2 separate regions of the Mus musculus genome follow, and region 2 is linked to region 1. A link is a loop called in an ENCODE intact Hi-C map of the cell type or tissue named here. Cell type or tissue: heart. All regions are shown on one strand. Links, peaks and the distances in the headings refer to the core of each region. The heading gives the core; the rest is flanking DNA.

Region 1 (15,415 bases), core at 6,654-11,653:
ACTCACCCCCACCCCCACCACCATACACACAGAACATGCATCATATATAAAACTTAAAAAGTTTAAAAGAGGGCTGGTGAGATGGCTCAGTGGGTAAGAGCACCCGACTGCTCTTCCAAAGGTCTGGAGTTCAAATCCCAGCAACCACATGGTGGCTCACAACCATCCATAACAAGATCTGACTCCCTCTTCTGGAGTGTCTGAAGACAGCTACAGTGTATTTACATATAATAAATCAATAAAGAAATAAATCTTAGATAGGACTGGCGAGAGGCTCAGCAGGTAAGAGCACCAACTGCTCTTCCGAAGGCCCTGAGTTCAAATCCCACAACCACATGGTGGCTCACAACCACCTGTAATGAGATTTGACATCCTCTCTGGTGCGTCTGAAGACAGCTACAGTATACTTATGTATAATAATAAATAAATCTTTAAAAAAAAAAGTTTAAAAGAAGGAAACGAAAACCAGAAAGGATGGCTGGTTCATTCATTCCCAATGTCTTTCTCTCACAGGAGACCAACCACTAACTGGGGCCTACACAGTGACCCTGGATGGACGAGGGCCCTCGAGGGTCATATCCAAGCATGACCTGGGCCACTTCATGCTACGGTGCCTCACCACCAATGAGTATGACGGACACACCACCTACCCCTCCCACCAGTATGACTAGCACTCTGACCTAGGTGGGGAGGGTCATGCATCCTGAGAAATGACACAAATAGAGGGGTCAATAAATTTTTAGCCAAAAGCTTCAAATTCTTTCAGGAAGCCTAACCCTGATTTTCCTCTCTCTGTCTGTGATTATTTTGGTCAGCGTCTTACCCGTGCTTGGTAAACCCACACAGAGCTGTATATTCAGTCCTCCTACTGGTAGATTTTAGACAGGCGCTCTACTGCTGAGCCGTGCCGGAGCCTTTAAAAAATGTTGTTAAAATTGGTTGATTGATTGATTGATTGATTGATTGATTGATTTGGGGTGGGAGTGGTATGCTAGGATACCGATGTGGATGACCAAGGTAACCTGTGCCTCCGATTTCCCAGCTCTCAGGAAGCATCAGGAATGATAGCTCTGACCCTGCTGTGGCACCCCAGATCAGCCAGAGCTTCAGAAGCTCAGGGGCCGGAGGCAGTTCAGGCACCCAGCACACCTTAAACAGAAAGGGCTTGGTGGAAGATAGATGTATATCCAACCTGAAGCCTGCATTAGTAAGAGTGTGCCTACGGAAGGTTCCAGAATAGGGTAGCGTTTCTGGCTAAAAAAAAAAAAAAACATGAGCAAGGGACAGAGAAGCATATGGCTCCATTGACAAACTACACGTGGTCCCTGCAGTTAGTGATGCCAGGCATGTCATCCCAGCACTTGGAAGACGGAGGCAGCAAGAGTAACAGTCCTAGACCATGTTTTCAGTAACAGGGAAATAACAGCAATATTACTAATAGTAATACTGCCACTACAGTGAAGTAGAGATGGCCAGAACTAGGGAGGTCTGCGAAGCCTGAGTTGTCCAGACTGACAAGATGGCTCAGCAGTTACGGGTGCTTGCCGCCAAGCCTAATGACCTGAGTTCAATCCCCAGGCCCCACATGATAGAGGGAGCGAACCAACTCCTGTGAATTGTCTCCTGACTTGGACATATGTGCTGCACTACCTGCATGCCATGAGTGAATAAATGTAATGTGATCGAGAAGAAGTAGCTCAGAGAAAGCCAGGCTTTGCAGGCCATGTCGACTTACAACTGCAATCCCAGCACTCGAGCTGCTGAGACAGGAGGATCGGCGTAATTTTGAACCCAGTGTAGGCTATTGACTCAAAAAGAAAAAAACAAAAAACAACAACAACAAAAAAAAACATTGCAAAGGAAGTAGGGGTGGAGGCATGGGCTCCTGGAGATTTTTTTAGAATTGTTTTTATTATTTTTTGTGTATGGATGTTTTGTCTGCATGTATGTCTGTGCATGCCTGGTATCCAATGAGGTCAGAGGGTGTTCAATCCCCTGGAACTGGTTTTAGAGATAGCCTTGAATCAACATATGTGTCCTGGCAATTGAACCTAGGACCTCTAGAAGAGCAGTCAGTGCTCTAAACTTCTAAGTCATCTCTTTAGCCTCATAAAGAATTGTTTTGTTTTTTGTTTTGTTTTGTTTTGTTTTGTTGGGTTCTAGGGGTGTTTTTGTTTTTTTGTTTTTTTGTGTTTTTGTTTTTGTTTTTTTGTTTGTTTTTTGTTTTTTGAAACAAGGTCTCACACAGCCCAGGCTGGCTTCCAACTCTATGTAGCCAAGGATGACCTGATTTTCCTGGCTAGCACAGTGCCCAATCACTAGAATTACAGGTACATAGCGTGTCTGGCTTAGGTTTTACTTTCTAAAGCTTCTGGACGTGAAGCCTAAGAGAGCAGGGATATGGGGTGGACAGAAAAGGAGAGAGGACCCTCCCTCCAGCTAGGTCCTGGGTGAATAGTCTGTGGGGCAGGAGGAAGCTCAGGCCATAACTAAAGTGATGGTTGGGCTTTACTGAGGGGGGGGGGCACTGGAGGATTGCCAGTTTAGGATGGAGAAGAAAGGGGAGGAAGTGCCCTACACTGGCAGTCCAGGTGGCACAGGCCCTGTAATCCCAGATCCCGGCAGATGGACGTTAGAAGGAATCTGAGCTGCAGAGTGAGGTCAAGGCCAGCCTTGAGTGCACTGAGATGCAGCCTCAAAGAAAACAGGAAAGGAGAGCTGCAGATGTGCCTCAGCCTTTGAGAACACTGCTGTGCTTCCAAAGGCTCCACATGGGGGCTCACGACTTCAGTCCCAGGGGATCCAAAGTCTTCTTTGTGCACCAGCCGGCCAAGTAGTGCAGACATAAACATGGGCAAAACACTGAGACACACACACACACACACACACATATATATATATTTAATTTTTTTGCTGGGAGGTGCTGGTGCACACCTTTGATCCCAGCACTTGGGAGGCAGAGGCAGGCCGATTTCTGAGTTTGAGGCGAGCCTGGTCTGCAGAGTGAGTTCTAGGACAGCTAAGGCTACACAGAAAAATCTTGTTTGTCTGTCCCTTCAACTACCCCCCCCCAAAAAAAAACCCACCACCACCACACATAACCTTCCCTCAAATAAACAACAAAAGCCCCATAGAGGCACGCACACTGCAGCCCCTCAGGAAGGCCAAATTTTCACAGAGGAGAGAAGCAGCTTTGTCCAGGAGGTTTGTGGCTGTTCTGGGTTTGAACCTGTCTGCCATCTTCCTGATATTCATTGTGTGGCCACAGGACTTCCCGCTGGGTACAGAGATGGGGTACGTACCTGGGAAAAGGAGGTGGAGGTGGGATTGGCAGTGTGTGCCTGGGCCCCACCTCACTGGTTAGAAGGAGTGGTTTTTTTCCCCCTAATACCAGGGATTGAATCCAGGGTTTTGTATGAGATAGGCACACACCCACACTCTACCACCCTATCCTTTGAGACAGGATCTTATGTAACTACCACATCCAGGTCAGGTGGGAGATTTTGGGGTTTTGTTTTGTTGCCGTGTACCTGTACTCAAGTGCATATACACATACCAGTCAGAGGACAGCTTGTAGGTTCTTTCCTTCTTTCTTCCTTCCTTCCTTCCTTCCTTCCTTCCTTTCTTTCTTTCTTTCTTTCTTTCTTTCAGATTTACTTATTTTTTTTTTTTTTTTTTTTATTGCACATCACTCCTTTATTATACTGATCTGGAAAGAGACTTAGTTGTTACGCCCAAACGAGCTCTGAACCCACACGGTAGGGTCAAGCAGCTGGAACATGATTCAGACAGTGAAAGACAAAAACTCGGACATGATCCAGGGGTACTTCACCTCTACAAAACAAGGCCAAGGGATCCAAACACAGCAAGAGGTACAAGGAGTTTATCCCACTGATATGAGGAATGGCTTATTTTCTGGTGACCACACAGGACTGTTTCAAATGTCACTAGCAACCTCAGAGTTGCTTTTGTGTGCTGATAATATGTATATATACTTTTTTTTGTAAAAGTAAGTGTAACATAGACTTGACAAGATTGATCCCAACCTTCTAGGGCCAGCAGCTCCTTTAGGGTCAGAGAGAAATTAGGGTTAAAAATCACCATGAGGTTACTTCCACTCTCCACTGGAATGACTATGCCCCCAGTTACCTAACTGCAGGAAGAGTGCAGGACAGGTTCCAGGGACAAAACTGGACTGCAGCTTTTCATTGGTCACACCACAGCACAGTTCCTCCCTGAATTCTTCCTAAGCAGACCCTTAGTAAACAAAGACCTAAGAAAAACTATAGTTACTATCTCTCAACTCTCCTGGTACAGGGAGCTGTCCCTCGATGTGGTCCGAGAACCTGCACCCCCAAAGGCGTTATTCTGACTAGATTCTATGAAGGGAGTGGGTGCAGGGGATAAAATACTACAATGAAAACGGGAGCCACAGGCCCCCATCTGCAGCTACAACTTAAACTTAAAATCCTAAAGACATAGTCAGTGTGGCAGGTGCTGGGGAGGGTGCAGGAGGCAGGAACAGGCAGGGAGGGTGTCGGGGTAGGAGTCTGCCTCTTCGCCTTCACTTCTTCACCTTGCCCTGAGCAGCCACAGCTTCCATGGCTTTGCGCACGGTCTCCTCGTCTCCCAGGAACTGCATGGGCTTGATGGGCTTCAAGTTCTTGTCCAGTTCATAGACGATAGGGATGCCCGTGGGCAGGTTCAGCTCCATGATGGCCTCTTCTGAGAGACCCTCCAGATGCTTAACGATGCCCCGAAGGCTGTTGCCGTGGGCGGCAATCAAGACCCTTTTCCCCTCTTTGATCTGGGGGACAATTTCTTCATTCCAGAAGGGCAGTGCTCTGGCAATAGTGTCCTTCAGGCTCTCACAGGAGGGGAGCTGGTCTTCAGTAAGGTCTGCGTACCTGCGATCCTTGCTGATGTTGCTGTAGAAGGGGTGATCAGGCTCCATGGGAGGCGGTGGGACATCATAAGATCGTCTCCAGATCTTTACCTGGGCCTCACCATGCTTAGCAGCAGTTTCTGCTTTGTTGAGACCTGTCAGACCGCCATAGTGTCGCTCATTGAGGCGCCAAGTCCTGACCACTGGCAACCACATCTGGTCAATGGCATCCAGGACTGTCCAGAGGGTCCGGATTGCTCTCTTCTGCACAGAGGTGAAGCAGATGTCAAATTCATAGCCAGCATCTCGCAACGCCTGCCCGCCGCGCTTCGCCTCCTCGTGGCCCGCCGGGCTCAGGTCGGCGTCGTACCAGCCGCTGAAGCGGTTCTCCAGGTTCCAGGCGCTCTCGCCATGCCGGATCAGCACCAGCTTGTAGGCAGCCATGGCGATGGGCAGAGGATGCAGCAGCAACTGAGGATCGCCGAGATTCTCTTCGCAGCCCGCCCCCCGCCCCGGTCGCGCCTGCGCCCAGATTTACTTATTTATTATATATGTAAGTACACTGTAGCTGTCTTCAGACACACCAGAAGAGGGCATCAGATCTCATTACAGATAATTGTGAGCCACCATGTGGTTGCCGGGATTTGAACTCAGAATCTTTGGAAGAACAGTCAGTGCTCTTAACCACTGAGCCATCTCTCCAGCCTGTTTCTCTACTTTCAATACATGGGTCTTAGTGACTCATGGAAGCCATCTTGCTGGCCCACAACTGAGGTTTGGTTTTGTTTCTGCCATCTCAATTTCTCTTTCTCTGCATTGCCTGAGTGCTTGACAGATTTTCACTGTGTACGTGCTCTGGGACCAGCACTCAGAATACTTCAGAGCATGCAGAGGTAACCTTAGAACTTGTCCTCAGGGGCCCTAGTCCAGGTGGGGGAAGGTAGAGGGTTAGGGATTGACTGTAATTCAGAGAGGGCATCTAACCCGTGCCCTCTGCAGGGGATTGACTGTAATTCAGAGAGGGCATCTAACCCGTGCCCTCTGCAGGGGATTGACTGTAATTCAGAGAGGGCATCTAACCCGTGCCCTCTGCAGGCACTGCATGCGGGTGGTACAGACACATTCATATACACAGAATTAAATAAACCTAAAACATTAAAGAACAATAACTGGTAAATTATTCTCTCCCAGGGAAATGAGCCAATTCAAGCCAGATTAGAGTATATAAAGGCAGGTTTCGTGGGAAGCTGCTCTTGGGCAGGTGCATGGTCCCAAAGAAGGAGGCCAGAGAAGTCACCACGGAAAGGAAGACTGATGAGAAGTGGGGAGGGAAGGAGGAGAGGGAGGGAAAGATAGAGAACAGAGGAAGGGAGGGAGGGAAGGAGGGAGAGAGAGAGAGAGAGAGAGAGAGAGAGAGAGAGAGAGAGAGAGAACACAGAGCACAAAAGTCTGGATTATATAAGGATGAGCCTCTGGGGGAGGGGAAACCCAGCCCCTGGTCCAGAAAGTTCAGGGTAAAGGGCAGGGTAGGCCAGGTAGGCACTGAGGGATGCTGGGAGAACCTGGAGGCCAGGTCCACCTTGGTATGTTAAATACGAACCTAAGCTGTTTTTCCTGGGTCTGAATCCGGGATGGCATGGACCAACTGTGGTCAGGAGGCTCCGGAGTCTAAGATCGCCTACCTATGCATATCGCGGTCCAGGGCTGTGGGGGTAGTAAGTGAATAAAGGTGCTTTGCCATCAGGCCTGATGTTGCATCCCTGCCTCCCATGGGCTGGAAGGACTCTCTCAAATTGTCACCTGACCTCAACATGCATGTCACGGTACACATAAACCCAAAATAAATACGTTCTATTTTTTTAAATAAATAAGTTCCTGGCCAACCTGGGCTACATGAGACCTCAACTTGAAAGCAAAACAAAGAGTTGGAGAGAGGGTTCAGTGAGGACCCAGGTTTGATTCACAGCACCTACGTGGTGGCTCACAACTGTCAGTAACTCTCCCGGGAGATCTGATGCCTCTGACTTTTGTAGACACCAGGTATGTATATGGTGCACATACATACATACATACATACATACATACATACAGGCAAAACACTCACACGTGTAAAATAAATTAAAAAAAAAAAAAAAAAGCAAAACCAAGAGAATGGTGGCTCCGCGCCTTTAATCCCAACATTTGTGGGACAAAGGCCAGCCTGGTCTAGAGAGTAAGTTCCAGGACAACCAGAGTTACACAAAGAAACTGTCTCAAAAAAAAAAAAAAGAAAAGAAAAGAAAAGAAAAAAAGGCATTAAAAACAAACAACTAAACAAAGCAAAACCAAGAACATCTGAAGAACATTTGAGAGTCTGGCTGTCTCACTGCTGAGAGTGTGCCTTGAATTGGACCCTTGCAATAAGGTAAGGGAGAAAAGCCCTGTGTTTATTTCTTAGGAGATATTGGAAGCCATCTTAGAAAAACTGAAAGCAAGCTAGACAAGCTGGTAATGCCTAAATCCTAGCACTAGAAAAACGAAGCAGGAAGATGAAAGATTCCAGAATAGCTTAGGCTACACAGCAAAACGCTGTCTCAGAAAACAAACAAAAAAGTGGCTGGGGATGTAGCTCAGTGATAAGAGTACTTTGGCTAGCACCACCTCGGTGTTCCGTGCCCAACACCACAAAAACTAAGCAAAAGGAATTTTCTTTAGGGACACACCTGCAGCTCCAGGACTAGCAATATGGAAGCCAAGCATGATTAGAATTTCAAGGCCCTTGTCTACACTGGAGTCCTGCTTCACGAGACTGCCTAAAACAAAAAGAATCCGAAAGTGAGTCCTAGAAAACAGGAAGGAGGGTACCAGAGACCAAATAGTGAAGAGCAAGCTAACCCTTCACTACGAAACCATATCACAAAATTAAACACACACACACACACACACACAAAATTTTAAATCTTAGCTCAGTTCTACGGTGTTTGTTCAAAATGCTCAAATGTTAAATCCCCAAAACTAAAAATAATAATAATAATAATAAGTTTGAGTTTGTTCCCAGAGTTGTGAGCAGTCTTTAAGAGTAAACAGCAACAGGCAGACAAATGCGGAAAACGAAAGCGTTGCCTGGGATCCAGGAGGTTCCCCCAAACAAGCAGCAGACCCCTCTAGGTTAAGCATAGACTCCTCCTACAAGACGGGTTGGGGGTGGGGAAGCAGAGCTCCGCCAGCTAAGGGGCGGGGCTGCGGTCGTTCAGGCAACGCAAGCCGCATCATGCTATTGGCTGCTGTCTAGTGCGTCATCCCCCCCCCCGCCCTCCGGTTTGACCCAGCCTTCGGAACTCCGGGGGGCGTGGCCTCCACCATCTGCCCCAAGCCTGCAAAACCGCAGGGAGGGGAGAATGGTGTCACCCGGTGTCACTCTTCAGTGGGGTCTGGTATAAGGGGTCTGCAGTGAAACAGAGGAGTGAGAAACACAGCTGGGTCCAAAGTAGCAGTTCTGACGGCGTTACCAGACTCCACCGTGGAGACTCCGCTCCGCCCCCTGACCAGTAGCCAACCTAAACCGGACCCGGCCCAGTGATGGACGGGGCCTAGCATCCGTGGCTCCTCTTAGCCAATGGCGCCCCGCGGCGGGCAGGATTCCAACCAATCCTGGCTTGCGACTGGCCTCCGGGGAGGAGCCGAGTGGCCCCCAGCCAGACCCAGAGGCCCGGGGAAAGTGAGCCGGACTTCTACCCAGCACTGGTGGAACCCAACCCTGCAGGCTTGTCGGAGGTAGTCGTGGCGACCCTGGCAGCCGAGGTGAGGAGTGGCCGCCTGTGTGAGATTTCCCTGGAGTTAGAGGAGGACGGGGGCGCGCCCCCACGGTAGGCGGAAGCGGGGTATCCCGAGTGGAGAGCAGATTGGTGTGATTGATGGACATTGGAGGGTGGAAGGCTGAATTCCAGCATCAGCACCGAAGGGGGAGCAGGATTACTCAGGAGTTGGAGTTTGGAGAAGCCAGGAAAACGGAGAAAGAACTTTGGAGGAGAGTGTAGGACAGTTTGAGTCTCGAAGAATAGGCTGAGTTTGGAGTTCCACGGTGTTCTGGACAAAGTGAGCGTTTTAAGGCTAGGATATGAAGCATTTAGAGGAACCCGGGAACTAGAGGAACCGAGTATTGGATTCTGAGACGCCGTCGTGAGAAGGGAATGCCGGGGAAGAGTTCACTGACTGGGTCTCGGAGCCGGACTGGGTATTTGGAAAGCCAGAGTCATTTGAAAGTGGAGCCGAATGAGGGGAGATTTGGGACGAGGTCTCAGAATTGGGATATCCAGTTTCGCCGGCGGAACTATGTACCCGAGAGTTATTTGTCGTCTTTGGGCGATGTGATGGGATTTGGACCTCTGCACACCGAGGACAGTTTGGGGAAGAATCCAGAACTTCCTGGGGTGATAGGGACCCAGAGAAAACAGGTTTCTGACTGAAGCCTGGTGGGGGAGGGGCGCTCGGGGCGTGGAGCTCGGATTCACCGCCCCGAAGGCAGTAGAGGGCGGGGCTCGGCGGCCGCTGGGCAGCTGAAGTCCGGGTTCCCTTCCCCCACCAGCCGGAGCTCCCGTACGCATGCTCTCAGAGAGGGCGGGCGTGTCCAGTCTCTTGGGTGTGCTGGGCCTTCTGGGGATTGTAGTTCCAACGCGACAGCCGAAGCTCTGCCTGGAGCCTTTGGGTCCACAGTTCCCAGAAGGCCCTGAGGATACATTGAGGTGTTCTTGGGTCTGGTCTAGCGACCCAGGGAAGGGTGGTGCCTATAAAAAGAGATGATTGGGTTGGACTGGTCGCTAGAGGGTGCAGTTTGTGGTTAGTTTCGCTCTAGCTGGCTTTCCTTTGGGTCGGAGTTTGGGAAATACTCCCTCTCTTTTGAGAGGTCATAGACTCAATTGTAGGAAGCAGGTACGGACAGAAATATTCTTGTTAAAAAAGGAGAAAAAAAAAAGAATTTAAACACACACGTCCCAGCTAAGCCTCGTCTCACACACATTTAATCCCAGCCTTCAGGGAGGAAGAGGCGGTACGATATGAGTTCGAGACACAGCCTGATCCACATAGGGAGTTCCAGAGCAATACAGAGAAACCCTGTCTCAAGTTTGGGTTTGGTCCATTACTCTGTGCTCCATACCTGTTTGTCCTGTGACCTGTTAGGAAAAAAGTATTGTGGGAAAACAATAACAAGATCTATTGAGACCAGAGTTAGGATTTTCACTTTCCAAATGTTAAAATTGATTACCATAATGTAAATTCAACGTTGTGCCTACCACAGACAAGTGATACTCAAGCCATGCCCGGATGTTTTGGTGATTTGTTTTAGGGCTTTTTTGTTTTTCTGAGACAGGTTTGTCTGACCATATTAAACTCTACCTGCTTCTGCCTCCTGGATGGGTGCTGAAATTAATGGCATAGGACACCATCTGCAATTTTTTTTTCTGTTCATTTTCCTATTTTAAATTTTATGTGTATGGATGTTTTGCCTGCATGCTTGTCTGGGCACTACTTGTGTGCCTGGTGGCAAAGGAGGCCAGAAGAAGCCATGGATCCTCTAAAAGTGGAGTTTTAGGCAGTCCTGAGCCATCCATGCAGGTTCTGGGGATCGAACTTGGATCCTCTAGAAGAACAGACAGTGCTCGTAACCACTCAGCAATTTTTCCAGCTCCTTTTATTTTTGAGACACTGCCTAGCTGAGGGTGACCTTGAACATCTGAACTCACTGCCTCCTTAATACAGAGGAGGTGACAGCTACAGGAGTCTCTCCACCCTCACTACTACCTGCTCCCACTCTGTGTCCTGTGCACCCCTCCTCACACTCACTTACCAGTCCCAGCAATCCTATCTGCATCTTGTTCTCTCAATCACATTGCATGCATTAATTTACCCATTCTTAGCCTTGTGGGATTCTCTGTGCACTTTAAATGGAGGTTCTGATACACACACACATACACACACACACACACACACACACAAAAGCTTCCCATAGCTACACAGGCTTGCTTGAAGAAGTAAGGTCCCAAGGTATCTGACTCCACTCTTTTTTCACAGGACATGGGAGGCTTAAAGAGGAAACATTCTGATTTGGAAGAGGAGGAGGAAGAGGAGAAGTGGGACTGGAGTCCAACAGCTCTTCGGAGCTACCAGCAAGCCCTGCTCCGAATCTCTCTGGACAAAGTCCAGCGCAGCCTGGGCCCCAGAGCACCCAGCCTCCGCAGGCACGTCCTTATCCACAACACACTCCAGCAGCTCCAGGCTGCCATTCGCCTCGCTCCAGCACCAGCCCTGCCCCCGGAACCTCTCTTCCTAGGTGAAGAAGATTTCTCCCTATCTACCACCATCGGTTCCATCCTCAGGGAGCTAGATACATCCATGGATGAGATGGAGCCGCCTCTGAATCCAGCAGCTTCCTCGAGTCCCCAGAATGAGATCGTGTCCCAGGCTGATCCTGTATTCTTAGAAGCTCTGAGCTCAAGGTACCTGGGAGACTCTGGCCTGGATGACTTCTTTCTGGACATTGATACATCTGCGGTGGAAAAGGACGTTGCACTTCCACCCCCGGAGCCGCCGCACAGCCTCTTCTGTAGCCCAGGATCCTGGGAGTGGAATGAACTGGACCACATCATGGAAATCATCCTGGGATCCTAAAGCTGATGGGATTCTTCCGGGCGTCAGCCTCAGTGCGCTGGGCCTTAGATGGGACTCTTGTATGTGTGCGTGGCGGAGGCGCTAGACAGAGACTGTGTGGCCTCCTTTCCTCCTATGTCAGGATTCCACAAACTGTCCTGCATGTGTGCGTGTCTGGTTGCCACAGCCTTCCGTGAAGGTGCGTCTTCCTCAATTAATTTATCTCTTCCGAATGCCTTAAGGAGACTCTATTTCAGGGAGTCTAGATTCCTCGCTTACACATTTCTTCTGCCTCCAGTTCCCACTGTCCTTATGACCACTAGGGTCTCAGGGAAGATAAAACTGGACCTGTCAAGGGGTGATGGAGGGGCTGGTCTCCGGACAGACTCAACCTCTTGGCAGGACCCCAGTACCAGCAGCCTCCTGATTCATAACCAGGCCGGACCATGTGCAATAGGGCAGAAGTCTACCAGCTCCATGCTGTGCTACTTAAGAGGAAAGAGGAGGTAGGGTTTGCAGAGGCGTATGTTTGTTGGTTGGTTGGTTGGTTGGTTGGTTTGGGGGGATTTTTTGAGTGAAATTTGTTGTTGTTGTTGTTGTTCTTGTTTTTTTGTTTTTGTTTTTTTCTAATAAAAGCATTTTGGAAATATTGGAATTGTAATTAAATCTGTAAACATCTCTGGGGTGATCTGGGGAAGAGCCTGCTAAGTTTCTCCAATACTTAACATCCTTTCCTTAACAAAAGTAGAGCAGCCGGGCGGTGGTGGCGCATGCCTTTAATCCAGGCACTTGGGAGGCAGAGGCAGTTGGATTTCTGAGTTCCAGGCCAGCCTGGTCTACAGAGTGAGTTCCAGGACAGCCAGGACTGCACAGAGAAACCCTGTCTCAAAAACACAAAAACAAACAAAAGTAGAGCAAGTGTAATATTGTATAAAGTGTAACAGTTGCTGGTTGCTTAAGGATACTGTCAGAACCACTTTATGCAAATTAAACCCTTTAATCCTCAGGATTAGAAAGAAACATATACTGTGTCAAATTCTACATTTGCATAGGGGAAATCTCAAATTTAAGGGCTTAGAGTACATAGTTGAAGTCTTGCTTAGTATATGTCCTGGGGTTGAACCCCATCTGCAAAAACAACTGTTTGTTTTGTTTGAAACGGTCTCACAGTGTAGTACCAACTGTCCTTAAACTCACTGAGATCCAATTGCCTCTGCCTCCCAAATGATGCACACCAACACCTTGCTACAATAGCGTTTTGAAGCCTGAAGTTTAGAGACAGAGAGGAAAGGAACAATAGGAGTAAGATTCACTCTTTGCTGGCCCCTGCAGCTAGTTCTCCGTTTGAATACTAGCCAGTCCATGGCTAGTGGACAGCCATGTCAGACACCATACTGCCGAGCCATTCCCTACAAGTGAACTTTAGGCAAATACCCTTCAGGTGAGCAGTGCTCTCGTCCCCTCACTAGAGCTCACACAGGTGCTCTGCTACAGTGCTGGGGCCTCAGTCAGAGCCCTGTTTACCCACAGTGTTTACGATCCTCTCCAGTGGACTGAAACCCAGTCATGTGCGTGGGTGTGCGCGTGGAGCATGTGTCAAAGCCTGGGGCTCTTAGGAACTGAAAAGTCAATCTTTTATTTTGGAATGTGCTCTTGAAGCCCTAAAGGGAAGCAAAAGGCCCAAAGACCCTCTAGGACCTGTGAACATAAATCTCTAAAATGCTGTTCTTGAAAGCCACATGAAGTTTGGATTCAGGAATTCACATCTGGCTTGAGAGGGGCAAAGCAAGGCTGTGGAGAGTGAGGGTAAGAAAAAGGAAGGCCAGGGAAGGAGTGTCACACATCAATGCCCTGCCCATGCCAAGTGAACGTACCCTGCATTAGGGACTTTTCTGGAAGGGTTTCATGGCAAAGATGGGGATTTCTGTTTGTGGTTTCTTGGCTTTCCAACAGAAGTCGTCGCCTTTGAGTGAGGTGGGGGCGTGGCCTTGTATCTAAGAAAGTGCACAGGTCATCTGAAAGTAAGACTAACCCAAAGAGAGATAAGGACACTACAGGAAAGTGACTTAAAAAGTCTGTATCCTGGGCTGGACAAATAGCTCAGTGGCTAAAGGCACCGACTGCTCTTCCAGAGGTCCTGAGTTCAATTCCCAGCCACCACATGTTGGCTCACAGCCATCTGTAATGGGATCTGATGCCCTCTTCTGGTGTGTCTGAAGACAGCGACAGTGTACTCATATGCGTAAGGTAGCCTGCAATATGTACAGGTGGACAGCAAGAGATTCTGTCCTGTCCTTGGACAACAACAAAAAAGGGTGCTAACTAAATAACATCTTTCTCTTCTTGAAACTTCTCCCACTCCCACTCAAAATAAAAACAAGGGTCTGATTCAGTCTCACACTCTACAACTTCCTCAGTTTCAGCCCCTACTCTCCTTCACTCAACTCTATATTTGGGTTGGTCTCCAACCTTAAGCTCATTTCTACGCCAGGACCTTTGTCTAGGTTAACTTTCTTCCCAAAGGGTACTTCTCGCCTAGCTTCACCAGACCAAAAGTTCCCTGCTTTTGCTGGCTCAATGTCCCATGAGTACCACTATCCTGTTACATCCTGATTGATATTGTTGTTGTTGTTGCTATTAGTAATAGTAGTGGCAATAATAGGTCTGGAACCCAGAGCCTTGCACATGCGTAGCAAGGGTTTTACCACTAAGCTACACTTTAGCCTTGTTTGCCTTTTCCTCCCAAAATGTTTTATTTTATTTTACTTTGAGTGTGTATGGGTATTTTTCCTGCATGCATGTCAGCGTACCACATGTATGCCTAGTGCCCTGGTACTGTGGTACTCTTGGAGGCTGGAAGAGGGCGTCAGATCCCCTTGGATCTGAGTGACAGATTGTGAGCCACCATGTGAGTGTAGAAATGGAACCCTGGTTCTCTGGAAGAACAGTCCTGTTCTTAACCACTGAGCTGTTGCTCCAGCCCCGTTTCACTTTCTTTCATTTTGAGATGGGTCTCTCTATGTAGCTTTGACTGCCCCAGAACTCATTCTATTGGCCAGGCTGGACTCAAACTCACTCACACAGATCCACCTGCCTCTGCCTTCTGAGTGCTGGGATTAAAGGCACGAGCCAACACAATAGGTTGTTTGACTTTTTTAATAGCACCTGTGCAACTCCAGATTATTTATTACCTGTTCATGGTTAGCCTCCAACACTACCAGAAACTCTCAGAGGAGGGACTGTGTGGGACTTTGCCCAGTTGTACTCTCACCAACTCTGGTGCTAGACACTGGTGGGTGCTGAAAAACTGCTGGGGTGAGAAACTGGCTCAGGAAGTTAAACACTTGTCATGCAAGCATAAAGACCTGAACTTGGATCTCCAGAACCCACAGAAAAAGTTGGGATGGCATACCAGCTGCCTCTTCTCCCAACATGCAGGAGCTAGAGGTGCGGGACCCTCAAAGCAAGCTGGCTAGCCAGATTAGCCAGGTTCAGTGAGCTCTGGGTTCACTGAAAGGCCCTGGAGAGTGACAGAGGAAGATACCTGCGCTGACTCCCGACTTCCACAAGCATGTGAACACAATGTTTGTACACCCTGTGCACATAAACACAAATGCAACATATACACAAAGAGTAAAAACCCTTAACATAAAAATGAACTCCAAAGGGGCTGGAGGGAGGGCTCAGTGGTTAAGAGCACCGACTGCTCTTCCAACGGTCCTGAGTTCAATTCCCAGCAACCACATGATGGCTCACAACCATATGTAATGGGATCCAATGCCCTCTTCTGAAATGTCTGAGGACAGCTACAGTGTATTCATATAAATAAAATAAAATAAAATAAAAGAGACTTTAAAAAAATAGAAGAACACTAGGCTTAGTAATGGCCATGCCTCCCTCTCCCCT
Region 2 (15,415 bases), core at 6,906-11,905, 120 kb before region 1:
CTTTGCTTTCTAGTGCTGAGGGAGTGAAGTGGGGGGCACCCTGCATGTGAGACTCACACTTGGCTGATTGCCTCCCCCCACAGCATGTCTAGTTATTTATCATTTGCAGTTTCAACTAGAGAATTAGTTACCTCAGACACAGAATTGACCTGTCTTGTTATCTATCACGACGTCCAACACCTAATACATAGTAGATGCTCAATAATTGCTTAATGGATGCGTTTTCTTCTTACTCCCCACCTCCTAAATATATATTTACTTTCCCCAAGCCTGGTTCCCTTACTATAAGCTTTTTTTATTTTTAATTTTTTTAGAGACAGGCTCTCATATAACCCATTGGCCTCAAACTCAATATGGAGGGGAGGATAACCTTAAAATTATGACCATCCTGCCTCCACCCCCAGAGAACTAGGATTGCAGGTTTGGTGCTGAGATTCAAACTCAATGCTTCCTTAGAGCTATGCTAAGCAAGTGCTTTACCAGTTTAGAGATATTTCTGCACAAGGTCTTACCCTGTAGCCCAGGCTGACCTTGAACTGGAAGTGATCCTCCTGCCTCAGCCCACTGAGTGCTGGGATCCGAGGCCTGGGTCACTGTGCCTGGTACAGTCTTCCTCCACCCTGTGGCTACCCTCTCAGGTCTCCCGTTACCTCCCAGCACTGCCTCTCACACAGACCCCCCCCCCCCCCCGAAGCTCCATCTCCCCGGCTCCACACACCCAATGCTGGTCCTCCTGCAGAGGGACCCACCAGAGATAAGATGCTTCTCTGACAGCATGATCTTAGTGACCGGGCTGCGGTGCACACTGAAGGTCTGGAAGAGCTGGGGTCCCGAGCCCACCGTCTCAGGGTGCTGCACAATGACCCGCACCACCCCGGAGCTGGTGCCATAGGCAATCTCAATCCAGTTCCCACTGTCACCTGGGGAGGGCCAACGGCAAAGAGAAGGTCAGACGTGGAAACAGAATCAGGGCAGAGAGAGGGAGAGAAGGAGGGAAGGAAGGACAGACACACAGAGAATCTGACACCGGGAAGAAATATAGGTAGGACGGCAGAGATGGCTCACTGACTAAGAACATCTGCTGCTCTTCCAGAGGACCCAGGTTCACTTCCCAGCACCCACAGGGCAGCTCACGGCCATCTGTAACTCTAGTTCCAGGAAATCGAATCTCTTCTTTTAGACTCTTTGGTCACCAAGCATGAACATGGCATACTTACAGACATGCAGCAAAATACTCCTATACATACATACATACATACATGTCTCTCTCTTTTTTAAATTCCAGAATGACACATAAACAGAGCTAAGTTGAGAGCCCACATCGAGGTTCTCAGGGACTCCACTGACAAACTTTGCATCTTGAAATTCTCAGAAACTGTTTTTTTCTTTTTGCAGTCAGGGTCTCACTATTGTAGCCTGTGGCTGGCCTGGAATTCACTATGTAAAGCAGGCTGGCTTCAAACTCACGGAGATCCCCCTGCCTCTGTCATCCGAGTGTTGGAGAGATTCCCAGAAACTAAATAGACCATCATAAAGAACACGAGTAGAACAGAGCTTCAGCGTTGTACACGCAGTGGCCCTGGGCAATGCACTTGTGTCCCATATAGGAGCACAAATTGATGTTAAACCTATGAGACAGAGACGAACCGAGGGGCTAGCCTGTGATCCCAGCACTCATGAGCCTGAAGCAGAAAGATGAGGTGTTCTGGAGTTAGAGGCTAGCCTGAACTACAGGGAAAGATCTTGTCCTCCCCATAAAGAAAAAGAAGAGGAAAAAAAAAAATCAAGGCTCCTGGAACATGGAATTATCTACTATCTGAAAGGTATCCAGGTCTTTATGAATTAGGCAAATGTCGTGTCCTGACAGGAGACAGGTAAGATGCAAGAGGCAGGCTTGTCATGAAAAGGCCAAAAGCAGCCCAGCACCTAAAACAGAGCTAAGTAAAGCAAACCAGAAGCACGTGCTGCAGGAATAAGAACTGATGTCCCGTTCCTGAGGAGTGCCGTCGAGACACAGAGCTACGGCTACGGCTACGTCTGGCTGGCCACAGCAGGGCAAGAAACTTTGTCATAGCTTACTGGTCTTGGGGGTGAGGTAGACGCTGAGGGCGGTGACCCCATCCTCTGCTGGGTCTCGGTAGAGCTCACTGACAAGGAGATCGTTGTCCTTCATCCGCAGGGGGAATTTCTGCACATCTAGATGGGCAGGCAGGGGTGGGGCGGATGCAGCCGAGGCTCCTGCTCCAGCCCACCCCTCACACTGCACAAGGACGCTGCTTACCTACATAATAGATGGAGCCATTGCTGCAGCCCAGGAGGAGGAAGGAGCCGGCTGCATCATAGCTCGTGATAGGCTGGACCTCCTGGACCTGGGGAGGGAGGAGGCAGTGCCAGTTTAGCTATATTTCCACACAAGGTCTCACTCTGTGTCTCTCCATGCCTGGCATCCCTGCCTCTCTCCCATGATGCCCATTTCTGTGTGCCCAGCCTGGCCAGGTTACCAGGGCCTGAACCTACTCCTTTCAACCTTACCAGTGGCCACCCGTGTCTATGGCTCTCTCTGTAACTGGCCTATGTACCTTCCTCTCTATCTTAGGCCATTTGTTCCTTGACCCCCTTCTTCTTCTGTCTTTGTTGAGATTTTAAAAATTGTTTTCTAAGATCATGTATGTATATATCTGTGCACAAGTGTGTACACATGAGTGTGGGTGCCCACAGAGGCCAGAGGTGTCAGAGCTCCTGGAGCTGCAGTCATAGGTGGTTGTGAGCCTCCTGATATGGATGCTGGGAATGGAACATGAGACACCTGAAGGAACAGTGCCTGCTCTTAACTGCTGAACCATCTCTCCAGACCCATTTTTGTTGAATTTTGACATTTGGCCCCATGTGCCTCAGGTTGGTATGGAACCTGCTAGATAAACAGCCCAAGCTTTCCTGTCCTAGAAGTATTGATGATCCTTCCTCTATATCCCATGTACTGGGATTATAGAGTGGGGTGTGTGTGTGTGTGTGTGTGTGTGTGTGTGTGTGTGTGTGTGTGTGATATGTGTGTGTGATGTGTATTTAGTATCTTGTTTAGCACAGGTTCTCCTCCCTGTTAACTAAGCACTCTGCCATTGACCTACTCACATCCCAGCCCCTCACTAGGAGATTCTAGGCAGGGGCTCTACCACTGAGCTACATCCCTAGCCCCTCACTGGGGGACTCTAAGCAAGTACTCTATCATTAAGTTACAGCCTTTGCTGTCTTCTCTTTCTCTCTCTCTCTCTCTCTCTCTCTCTCTCTCTCTCTCTCTCACACACACACACACACACACACACACACACACACACACACACATTTTGATGCAACTGTCACTAAGCTGCCCAGGATTACTCTGTAGCTCAGGTTGGTCTTGCATTGGATCAGCCTCTTGAATAGCTTGGGTTATAGGCCTGAACCAGCAGACCCAGCCTGGCTCCATCGTTCTGACTTTGCTCCATCTGCCCTGCCTCCGTGTCTCCTGCCTTCACTGTTTTTTCCTGGTTCTCTCTCAGTGCTTCTTTCTGTGCTTCTGTCTCTCTCCCAGTATACTTTTGTAGGCCAAATACACTACAATTCCATGTTTTTCCTTCACGTTTTAGATATGGCCCCTGGGCTGGATGGAGTGATGTGCACAGGCGCATCCCTCTTGCACCCTGCATCTTGCACCCTGCCATCTTGCACCCTGCCATCTTGCACCCTGTCATCTTGCATCCTGCCATCTTGCATCCTGCCATCTTGCACCCTGCCATCATCTTGCATCCTGCCATCTTGCACCCTGCCATCTTGCACCCTGCCATCATCTTGCATCCTGCTATCTTGCACCCTGCCATCTTGCACCCTGTCATCTTGCATCCTGCCATCTTGCATCCTGCCATCTTGCACCCTGCCATCATCTTGCATCCTGCCATCTTGCACCCTGCCATCTTGCACCCTGCCATCTTGCACCCTGCCATCATCTTGCATCCTGCCATCTTGCATCCTGCCACCTCTACATCTGCTCGAAGAATCCCACGGTTTTCCAAACTCATCCATCCTTCAGGTTGATTCTTCAGCCACTCCTACAGGAAGGCCTCTTGGATGTTCTATGGACTTTTATCCCACACCTACTGTAGGGTTCTTTTCCTCTTTCTCTAGGTAGAGTGAAATAGGAAGAAACCCTGGGCCTACATAGTCACAGACACTCGGGAAGAGGGAGCCAGGCTGGCCCAGACTCACCTGCCAGTGCTTGGTCACAGCGTTCCAGACACCGATGCGCCCTGTGTGACTTGTGGCAATGAGCTGATTCCCAACAAAGAACAAGGCCTCCACTGGCACACCCAGGTGGAAGACACCTGCAGGTGGCAAGGGAGGGGGTGGTGCTCAAGAGGAGGCTGGGACCCCACTGCAGGGCTGGGGGTGAAGCCCCAGGGCCGCAGGTTGTATCAGGAAACAAGATCCACGGCAAAGAGGATTCCAGGAATTACACAGAATATCTGATGGGTGTGGGAGTGTAATGGTGAGTAGAATCCTAACAGGCTGAGGTTTCCTTCCATTGGAACAAAGGGCTATGACAGCAACTAAAGGCTGATTTTTGTTGTTATTGTTTTGAGTCAGGGTCTCATGTAGCCCAGGCTGGCCCCTACCTTCTGTGTGTTGGATTATAGCTATGTACCACAATACCCAGGTTATATGGTACTGGGATTAAATCCAGGATTTCATGCATGTTCCTTTCTTCTCAGACACATAAATCAATATACAATAAAATAAACCAGTGTGTTAACTAAGTATGGTGGCTGTAATCCAGTGTACTGGCTGGATTACATCCCTCCATGTGTGTCAACTTGACACAAGCTGGAGTTAACACAGAGAAAGGAGCCTCCCTTGAGGAAATGCCTCCATGAGATCCAGCTGTAAGGCATTTTTTCAATTAGTGATCAAGGGATGAGGGCCCATTGGTAGCCCTGGGTTCTATAAGAAAGCAAGCTGAGCAAGGCAGGGGAAGCAAGCCAGTAAGGAACATCCCTCCATGGCCTCTGCATCAGCTCCTGCTTCCTGACCTGCTTGAGTTCCAGTCCTGACTTCCTTTGGTGATGAACAGCAGGGTGGAAGTGTAAGCTGAATAAACCCTTTCCTCCCCAACTTGCTTCTTGGTCATGATGTTTGTGCAGGAATAGAAACCCTGACTAAGGCAGTATTCAGGAGTTAAGGGCAGAAAGACTTGGAATTCAAGGCTAGCTTGGGCTACATAGTAAAACCTTGTCTAAGGCAAAATGAAACAATGAAAAGTGCAGAGTTCTGAAGGTCTAACACATTTCTCACAAGGCAAAAAGACTGACTCTGTACAGAATTCCCATCCCCCCATGGGTTTCTGAGTTTCAGTTGAGATATTTTAACAAGTTACAGAAGTCTACAGAGTTCTAGAAAAGATCATGAGACATACCTATCTCAGAGCCACCACCTTGTGCTTGTAGGGCCCACAGAAGGATCTCGCTGCCAGTAGCTGCAGCCACCATCTTGTCATGCTCACCCGGAGCACCGCCAAGCACCCGAGCCGCAAGAGCCAGGCGCTCGATGGGCCAGTCCAGGCGCGGGCTGGAGAATGCAAGCTGCCAGCCCGAGGCTTCCTTCAACCTGTGGGATTGAGGGACATCAGTAACCCCCACCTCAGAGCCACCCTAGCCACAGGGGCAGAGCCTCCCACTGCCACACCCCCACCCTCAGCACCTATAACAGACGAGAAAGTGGGTATATGCCACAGCAATCCAGTTGTGGTGACCACACACCAGGCGCACCATCCCTGGCTCCTCTGGTTGGCCTTGGGGGTAAGAGAGCAGAGCAGAGCAGGGTCACAGGGGCCCACTGGCCCTGACCTCCTAAAGGACAGAAATGTAAGCTACATCTGGTGGTGTAGGCTGCCTGGGAAACTTAGTGAGACCCCGTCTTAAAACAGAGCGTAAAGGCTGGAGTCAGGGGAGCTAGTTCAGCATACAAAAGCAGTCCTGGCACATGCCGGACAACCCAAGTTTGTTCTCCCAAACCCACATGGTATCCTTTGACAATTATGCTGAGTTCACACATGGACACACAATAATGATAATTAAAAATAATCATCAAATAAAACTAAGAACATGAGGAGCAAACATTGAGCTCATAATTCTAGCACTAGGGAGGTTGAGGCAGGAGGACTGGATTGCTTTGAGCTCCAGGATAGCCTGGACCAGAGTAAGATCCTGTCTCCAACAGCAACAACAACATCATCAACAACAACAACAAAAGTAAAAGAAGGCTAGGGATATACAGAGGCAGAACGCACGCACTAAGCTCAAGTCCCAAGCTTACCTGATGGGGATGGAGGTGCTCTCTCATCTAACATTCGGCCCAGCAGCCCTGCATTACCCAAGTTGGGGGGCATCGTGTTGCTCCGTCGAACAGGGGCTGGGCGTCCCCCTATTTGCTGGGGCCCCACCAGGCTGTGCCGGTTTCGCCGCTTCACTGGGAACACTATAGTGAGGGGAAGTGTCGGGCACCACAATTAAAATCGTGGCGGACAGTCTATGAACACTTAAACCATGAGAGGCATGGATTCCCTGTGTGGGGCACAGTGTCCTGGGGCAGGTGCTCTGTGTGCCGGGATTCAGCATTCAATGACCCGGAAACCCGTCACAGGGAAAGACCTGGTTTGGTGCTGCTATGATATTGGTGCCTTTTCAGTGTTTGCTAACTTGGCCAGGCCTTGCAGGCAGGTCTGAAATCCCAGCCATTTGGAAATCTGGAAGTGGAAGATTGCAAGTTCAAGGCTAGGCCCTGTCTCAGTAATAATAAAATAATAATAACGATGATGAAGCAGAGGGCTGGCAAGTGTCTTAGTGGGTGAAGGTGCTTGCCACCAAGACTGGCAATCCTGACTTTGATCCTGAGACATGTGCGGTAGAAGGAGAGAATCAATTTCTGCAAGTTGTCCTCTGATCTCCATTCATGCACCCTCCCACCACGTGCCCAATAAATAAATACTTCTGCCGGGTGGTGGTAGCACACAACTTTCATCCCAGCACTTGGGAGGCAGAGGCAGGTGGGTCTCTGAGTTCGAGGCCAGCCTGAGCTACAGAGCAAGTTCTAGGGCAGCCAGGGCTGCACAGAGAAACCTGGTCTTGAGAAACCAATACATACATACATACATACATACATACATACATACATAAATGTAATAACATTTTTAAAAATAAAGACAGCTGGACCATGAACATGTTCCTTGCTGTTACTGGGGAAAAGCTGTGGGCATGGTTCAGAAGTAGAGCACCTGCCTAAAATTCACCTGTCAGGCTTGGGAGAGGAGGGGGGTGGAGGTGGGGGGCGGGGGGAGGGCAGTCTCATGCTACAGCACCTGCCCAGCATGTACAAAACCCTGGGCGCAAACTCTAGAACTATAACAAATAAAGAATAAAATAGAAATATAGTTGTAGGAGCTACAGACATGGCTTGCTGGGTAAAGCACTTGCTATATAGGCATAAGAAAACTACGTTTTGGACTCCCCCACCCCCAGACAGTAGAAAGGTGTGTGCTCAGACTTTGTTGACAAGCCAGCCTAGCCAATCAGTGAACTCCAGGTTTGCTGGGACCATGCCTCAAAAGATAATGTGGATGGCTGAGTGTGGTGGTGTATACCTTTAATCTTAAAGGCTTAGACAGAGGAAGGAGGATCCCTATGAGTTCAAGGCCAGCCTGGTCTATATAGTGAGTTCCAGGACAACCAGGGCTATGAGAGAGACTCCGTATCATAGAACCTCCACCCTCAAAAAGTAGCATCCAATGAAGCTAGCATGATAAAGTTTAAATTTATTTATTTATTTATTTTTCTGAAGAATGGGGTGAAACTTAAGAAAACTCAGACTACAACTCCCATCAAGCTCCCGTGCATGCTTCTGAACTCTAAAGAGAACTGGCTGTTGCACAGCTTCAAGGAAAAATGCTGCTTCCTATTTCCTTTCCAAGCATCTGATAAAGAACTACAACTCCCAGTGCACCTCAGGGCTCCAAACACCTAAGGGTTGAAGCTTTATGGGAAATGTAGTCTTTAAGCCAATCTCCCTCTCCCTAGCATCAATTGGGAGTGCTCACCTGGAGGAGGTAGATAACCATTGAAGAGGACATTTCCGCAGGAAGATCGATCCAACTCTTCCCTCACCTGCAGGCGACGAACTGCAAGGGAAGGACTCAAAACTTCATCTTGAGGGAAACTAAAGCAGACCCTTGTCCCCTTCCTCATCTGTCTTTCCACGTAACTATCCCCTCCCCCGCAACCCCGACCCCTTCAGAGCCAGACCCAAATCCGGTGCTCTTAGCTCTAACCCAACAGTCTTTTTGACTGGGAGAGTCAAAGAGGAGAGGCATTCTGCTCAGGAAATAACTGAGGGTGCTGACTGGGGGCGGGGTTGGGGTGGGGGTGGGGCACGGCACGGGACTCTCACTTACCCAGTGGAGTGAGTCCGTAGAATTGGGCTTCATGGAGGAGGCTGGAACCATGGACACCCCTGGGTAATAGGGGAGATTTGGGTGTAAAAATCTAGGGCATAGGCATGAACAGCACATTGCAAGGAGAAAGGTATTGAAACTGCCCAGAGACTACCGAAGCCTGGCTAGTTTCAACCGGCGTAAAATTCTAGGGAGGTTGAGGGTGGGGTACACCTGCCAATCCAAGACATGGGAGATAAAGACTGGCCTGATCTGGATGGAGTTCTAGACAGCCAGGGCTACAGAGCAAGGCCTTATCTCAAGCCAACAAACAAATACATACTTTCTTTAAAATCTAGATAACAAGGATGAAGAATGGTGCAAATGTGTGGGCATATTTTAATGGAAGGAATATAACATGATCAATAATTCTAATAGAATGGAACACATTTACTTTTCGAGGAGAGATTTTATACAGTGGCAGAATTCACCCATTTACCCATACCAACCTGGGATCTAACTCTTTGGTCCGCAGGAAATTAAGGATGGGGGCAAAGACGGTGGGGTCCCGGTCGATGAAGATCTGCATGGTGGGGTGGGGATGGAGGTGGGGGTCATGGAAAAGACCTGGAATAAGTAGGAGCTCCTGTCCCCCATCCCACCCGGAGTCCCGTTTTTTGATCTAGCCCTACTCACAGCTCCGGTCTCATCTTTCAGGGTTGAGATGCGTCCGCTCAAAAGACTACAGGAAGGGGAAACCGAGGAGGAGACATGGGCCGAGTTGCAGAGGTGAGTATTGTAGAAATGGGTCTCCCCACACCCTCTTCTTTCATTCCCTCCTACCCTCGCCCCAGACTCTCCTAATCACCTGGAAAAGAAGGAGTCTGGGATCCAGGTAAGCGTCTGGCGAGAGGTACTGAACCTGGGCGATGGGGTAAGGAGAGGAAAGAGAAGAAGAGGTGAGGACGCTGCCTCCTCCACTGAGATTCATGCATTCTCCTTTGGCATTTCTTTCTTTCTTTCTTTCTTTTTTATTCAAGCGCCAAGCCTCCAGCTTGAGGCGGAGCAATTCTTGATGGACAGGGACTACCACCCCCACCCCCAGAAGAGGCGGGCATCCCGCCTCGGTCCCGTAGGATGGGGCCTCGAGGATCTCCCACACTCACCGCTTGCCCCCTACGTTCAGATGAATCACTTCCCCGGGTGCTCCCCGACTCGGGACCCCCTCCACTGCAGTCGTCGCGACGGCCATAGCCCCACCCCCCCGCAAGCCGGCCGGCTCGCACCCACTTCCGGGTGTGCATAGACCCCGCCTCTTCCTCTTGCTCATTGGCCTAGAGACTCCAGGATCCACCGGCGATTGGACAGAGAGCTCGCTCAACGCAATTACGGTCTCTGACTCTTTAAAGAGGGCCGGTCTTTCCTGGTTTCGACGGGGCGCACTTGGGGATCCTTTGGAGTGATTTAGTAACTCCCCCCCCCCTTTTCTAGGTTCCCTTATTTTGGTATAATACATAACGAATGTAGGCGATTCGTTGAGGAGTACGTGCGCAGATCTTGAAATGAGCCTATACCAAGGCTTAGGTATTTGTAGAGTCTAGGAGACTGCCTTCTCGACCTCGTCCCCACACCGGCCCACCCTCCAATCCTGTCTCGGATACACGAACAAACCAGCGAAGACTGTCAAAGCCAAAGGGTTTATTATAGGTACATACAGTGTGCGCCTGCCACACCGCCCCGCACCCCCTGCCTTGGCAGCGTCTCCAAGCAGCCACGGGGGTTGCCTGTAACCCTGATTCCCTCCGTCCCAGGGAGGTGCTCCAGCCAGAAGCATGCAGGGGGAGGGCTTTCCCACCCCCTCCCCCTCGGGAAGTGGCATTTACAGCTAGAATCGGGGAGGAGAGAGGAAGACAGTTTTGAACTTTGACTCCCCTCCTATTAAAAGCCTTCGCGGATGCGGGGCGGGGGGAAGGAGGGGGGGTCTACGTTTTTGCAAAAATAAACTAAGTCAGGAATTAACCGCATGGCTCTGAGATGGCGGAGTACAGGGGCTAAGGGCCCCTGTCCTCCCTCTTCCCAGACAGATCAAGGCAGCATTGGAAGTGAGGTAAAGGCAGGGAGGGAGTGTGTCCCCTCCCCACCCCCTAGCACCCTGGATGGTCCAGGGGACCTCACCAGCGCCCCCGTTGTCCATCCTTAGGGCGGAGAGGAGGCCAACAAATCACCACCTCCTAGATCCCTCGCCACTCCAGCTTCTTGGGGCAGGATCTGACGATTGGGCAGGGAGCTTGGCTCAACTGGCTCCCTGCCCGGCCCCACCAAGCTCAGTTATTGCATAAAAAGAATGGAGCCCCAGCACCTGGGGTGGGGTTGGCGAGCGGGAAGGGACCGAGATATGGCTATAGGGACAGCAATCCCCTACCACCACCTCTTGGAGTGCAGAAGTCCCTTCTATTTCAGGCCCACAGTGGCACATCCGCAGTCATTCCGGCCCTTGCGGATGAGAAGTTGTCTTTGTGTCCACAGTGCAGAGAGGAGGGGCAAGGAGACTTGTCAGACTCCAAGGTGGGGGAAAGGGTACCTGGAATCACTTCCGGCGCCCGCTGGCCCTACGCTCCCCGCCCTCACGCTTGGGGTTGCCCTCATCTGTGGATGATGTGGTAGGTAGTGTCTGACCCCATCGGGCGATCTCGGCGTGTTCTGCCACGGAGTTAGCCACAGCCTCCAGCCAGCCGTTCATCTCCTCCTGACGGAAGACGCAGGACAAGTCCATATTTGGAAGAGGAACTCAACCACACCGCCCTCCCTAGCTTCACTTTCCTGTTAGCAGGATAATGCTGACAGTAAGGATAAAAGAACAGTTACATGCCCCAGACTCCTCTCTAAGCACTTCTGTGGATGCACCCCCTTAAACAGAACCAATAGGATTATCTATAAAGCAGAGACCACCTCCACAAGCAGAGAGAAACAATGCAAATGAAGTACTGGGGGGGGGGGGGAGCTTGCAGAGACCTGACACCAGGCCTCTTGCTCATTGGTCCAACTTACTTCCTCTTTACAAAAGCCTTGAGATAAGTCATTTTGGAACCGCAAGAGGACCGGGTAAACAAAGGTATGCTGGAGCCTAATGAACAGTGAGTGCTTCCTCCCTCAGGAGGAAGGAGAGTGCTGACTCAGGAAGGCTGTCCTCTGCACCCAAGGCACAGCACATGGGTGACAATACGCATATCCATCAACACACACACACACACACACACAAATAAAATGTACTGGGGCAGGGTGGTGGAGCACCCCTTTAATCCCAGCACTTAGGAGAAAGAGGCAGGAGGCTCTCTCTGAGTCTGAGGCCAGCCTGCCTGGTCTACATAGAGTTTTCCAGGATAGCCAAGACTTCAAAGAGAGATCCTGTCTCAAAAAAATAAAAATAAAAACATAATTTGGGAACTGGAAAGTTGGATACATGATTAAGAGCACTGGCCACTGGCTGCCCTTCCGAGGGACCAGGCACCCATGTGGAGGCTCACAAGTACTTGTGAGTCTGGTTCAGGGGTACATCCTCTGGCTTTGGTGGAGCAACCAGGCAGCTGTGCAGTACACATGTAAGCATGAAGGTAAACAGACACATACAATAAAAATAAATCTTTTTAAAAAATTTTTTCAAAGGAGCTGGGTATGGTGGTGCATGCTTTTAATCCCAGCACATGGGAGGCAGAGGTAGGTGGATTTCTGAGTTTGACACTAGTCTGGTCTACAGAAAGCTCCAAGACAGCCAGGACTACACAGAGAAGCCCTGCCTCAAAAATAACAACAAAAAGCAAAAACAAAACAATGAACCCAACAACTCTTTTCTTTGTGTGGTGTATGAGACTGTACATGCTGGGGTTTGTACCGTGCACACGTGTGGAGGCCAGAGGAGGATCCAAGTGTCTTGTATCTATCCCCTAGCCTGATTCCCTCCAGACAGGGTCTCTCAGTGAACCAGCAAGAACCTCCTGTATTTCTTTACCCCCCCTCCATAATTAAGGAATTATGTAAGTCCATGGGCAGCCATGCCTGTCTGTCTGTCTTTCTTTCTTTCTTTTTAATATGGATGCTGGAATCCAAATTATAGTAGACTTTTTTTTTTCAAGACAGGGTTTCTCTGTGTAGCCCTGGCTGTCCTGGAACTCACTCTGTAGACCAGGCTGGCCTCGAACTCAGAAATCCGCCTGCCTCTGCCTCCCAAGTGCTGGGATTAAAGGTGTGCGCCACCACGCCCGGTTCATATCAGGCTTTAACAACAACCGTCTTCAACACTGAACCATTTTTCCAGCTCCAGTAAGGGAATATTTGTTATACATTACATTCAATCCCTTTAGCTCAAAACTCTGACTTGCCCCCTACCCACCCCCAGCACACTCAGGATAAAATCTTCCCCTAATATTGAGAAGTCCAGCTGCAGGGGACCTTTTTGGAACCATTTACCTCACTTCGGCTGTCCTCCTGCAATTGGCTCTCTTAAACCATTGCAATTCTGTCCTCTGGGACACTCAGCCCTGATCACTCATTTTGTTCTGTTTTGTGTTAATTTTGCTTGTTTGAATATATGCCATGTGTGGATATATGCTCTTAGGAGGCAGAAGAGGGCGCTAGAGCCCCAGAAGCTGGAGTTAAAAGGGAGTTGTGGTATCATGGGTGCTGGGAACCAAACTTGGGTCCTCTGGAAGAGCAGTAAGCACTCTTACCTACTGAGCCATCTCTCTAGAACCTTCATCACTCTTTTTTAAGCTTACACCCATCATCTTTCTGGCCTTCTGAGTTACCATGGCAAAGAAGACAGACCTAGTTATCATGGCTAGCAAGCACCTGCCCTGAATCCCTCCCCATGACCCCCGACTCCTTAAGCTCCTCGGGGCTCTCACTGCTTTCCTGTTACAACCCTGACAGGTCCAACCTGTGTGGTTCCTTCTATAGTCCCGTTATTTTGATTCAGGAACCACCCTGGGAGCTAAGCCACTAAGCTAAGGTCAACCTGTGGGATGAGAGGATCAGATCTTACCTCATCTTTAGCCTGGAGCAAGAACTCACTGCCATCCTGGGTCCTGCAGGAGACACAGGACTTCAGGTATCTTGAGGAACCCAACCCCTCTCCCCATCACCCATCGTCTTTCATGGGAACCAAGCGTATACAAGGAGGAAAGGAAGCGACGATGGGACCCCTCCCTTCTTCCCGAGGGAGGGAGGGACTCACTGGAGCTTGAAGACATGCTTCTTTTTCTTGTAGTCACTAGCCACCTCGCTGGTGGCTTTGTGCAGGCTGAGCAGTGGTTCCCCACCATGCGTGCCCCCTGATGCTGGGCCTTTGGAGTCCTTGTAGAAGCCCAGCTCCCCCTTGCTGAGCACACAGTACAGGCTCACCCATGACCTGGGGTGATGAGATGGTGATGAAGGCAGGGCTACATCATTACCATCACAAAGCGTATGCTGGGTCATGCTACTTTGCACCTTCCTTCCGCTGGCCCTTTGTCCTAGCTACTTAGCCACATGCCAGGCTGTTTTTCTATTAAGCAGTTCCTATTCTGGCAAGTGTGGTCAAGGCTCCCAGAACCAGGAGTTTGCCCAGGCTAGACCTTCCTTATGCTTCCTCCTTATCTCATCCCACATTGACTTTCCAAAAGCAAGATGCAAGCTTTGAGACTAGGAATAGAGCTTAGCAGGAGGTAGAGCCCTTGTCCAGAATCCACTAGTGAGGAGTTGGAGGTCTGTCTCAGCAGTAATAAAGCATAAAACCATGGACTAGATTTCCAGTCCTGATTCCGTTATAAGCCCTTGCCTCAGTTATTGGTCTCATTTCCACCCCACACAACCTTCAAGCACCGCCCACCCCCACCCCCACCCCCCATTCATTCACTAGTTCTCATTTTCCCACCATTCACCAAGTTCCTTCAAGGAAGCTTTACTACTCTACAGTTTGGAATAAGAAGATCTGGTTTCCCAGCCAAAGCCCCAATCTTGGAAGAAGTCTCAGATAGGAAAATAACATACAATAGATATCCCTGTTCATTGCCATCTTGGTCTGGTGGCAAGGAAAAAAAACCACTATGATCCCCACCTGCCAAGTCCGAACCTGCCCTGTTCATGTCCTGGCTATACCTGCCCCCACATTCCAAATCTCAGTTGGATAAAAATGTACTGGACAAGATGGACTCCAAAAGTAAACACACACATGCAAACACGTGGTGGTTAGGCCTGTAGAAGGCTCAGCATTTGCAGCCAAGCCTGACAACCTGCGTTTGATCCCTAGTCGACCTACATACATAGCGTAGGAGAGAACTAATTCACACCAGTTGTCCTGTGACCTTCACACACAGCTTTCACCCCAACACAAATAAATATAATTTAGATAATTTAAGAAAAAGCTTCTCGTTTGAACAACTGAGATAACCTGCAACAATGTACTAGGTCCTCAGTTTGGGCTCTGTTCCTTTTCAGACTCCTCCTCCCCCACTGAAAATGTAGTGGCTGAGGGTTGCCAGGTGGGGGGAATCCCTCCAGATCACGGATTGAATGCCATCTTGAGGCTCCAATTCACACCCCATTGGAATTATCTAGAGTAGACTCTACCTCCAGGTTGCTGCTTTATCACGTGAGGTGGTTGCTGAGATTGAATCCCAATTTATTAACGTTAGGGACACTTTTGTCATGCTCCTATCTCAGTTCCAGACACCTCAGTATTGGACACTCAAAGCTTTGGCCACGCCTCTCCACTTCACGGATTGGAAGCTTTGAACTTGAGTCCCGCCCCTCCTCCAGCCCAGCTACTCATTCATTAAATACCCAGAGCAGGCGCCCAAGCCATCCAAAGCCCCGCCCACGCGCTCACCGGTTGGACGACTTGCGGTTAGCGTCGAGCTCGCGCTTGCGCAGCAGGAAGCCCTCGTGCTGCACTGTGTGAGTGGGCGGAGGTGGCGGCGCGGGGGCGGA

The links. Hi-C counts contacts between places; a loop is a spot of excess contacts. Peaks named below come from ENCODE experiments on the same cell type or tissue, not always from the same donor. Only the 100,000 strongest peaks of a DNase experiment are listed, where the experiment ranks them.
Region 2: a loop joins it to region 1, with 2.1 times the contacts of the local background. A loop is called at or near these places in 1 of 42 quality-filtered maps.

The regions. Positions count from the first base shown.
Region 1 is chr7:27,465,207-27,480,621 of GRCm38, forward strand. Sertad3 (SERTA domain containing 3) reads left to right here and starts at 8,634. Exons shown (of 2, transcript NM_133210.2): 1 at 8,634-8,665; 2 at 10,934-12,158. The coding sequence starts at 10,937. The coding sequence ends at 11,530. It overlaps Blvrb (biliverdin reductase B (flavin reductase (NADPH))), which reads left to right. Exons shown (of 5, transcript NM_144923.3): 5 at 514-775. The coding sequence ends at 671. It overlaps Gm38972 (a long non-coding RNA gene), which reads right to left. Exons shown (of 5, transcript XR_881906.2): 5 at 15,315-15,415. It also overlaps the pseudogene Pgam1-ps2. In heart, for the core only: a CTCF peak has its summit at 9,686; DNase peaks (open chromatin) are centred at 7,585, 8,175, 8,485, 9,505 and 3 weaker places; H3K4me3 peaks cover 2,988 bases; H3K27ac peaks cover 3,292 bases.
Region 2 is chr7:27,346,253-27,361,667 of GRCm38, forward strand. It overlaps Shkbp1 (Sh3kbp1 binding protein 1), which reads right to left and starts at 9,756. Exons shown (of 18, transcript NM_138676.2): 1 at 9,619-9,756; 2 at 9,321-9,374; 3 at 9,149-9,194; 4 at 8,962-9,035; 5 at 8,474-8,532; 6 at 8,120-8,200; 7 at 6,343-6,504; 8 at 5,728-5,818; 9 at 5,444-5,634; 10 at 4,240-4,355; 11 at 2,282-2,369; 12 at 2,080-2,196; 13 at 750-920. The coding sequence starts at 9,704. Sptbn4 (spectrin beta, non-erythrocytic 4) reads right to left here. Exons shown (of 36, transcript NM_032610.2): 33 at 15,315-15,415; 34 at 13,683-13,856; 35 at 13,491-13,533; 36 at 10,131-11,198. The coding sequence ends at 11,040. In heart, for the core only: no CTCF peak of the experiment used is centred there; DNase peaks (open chromatin) are centred at 8,049, 9,769, 10,209, 10,909 and 1 weaker place; H3K4me3 peaks cover 3,636 bases; H3K27ac peaks cover 3,001 bases.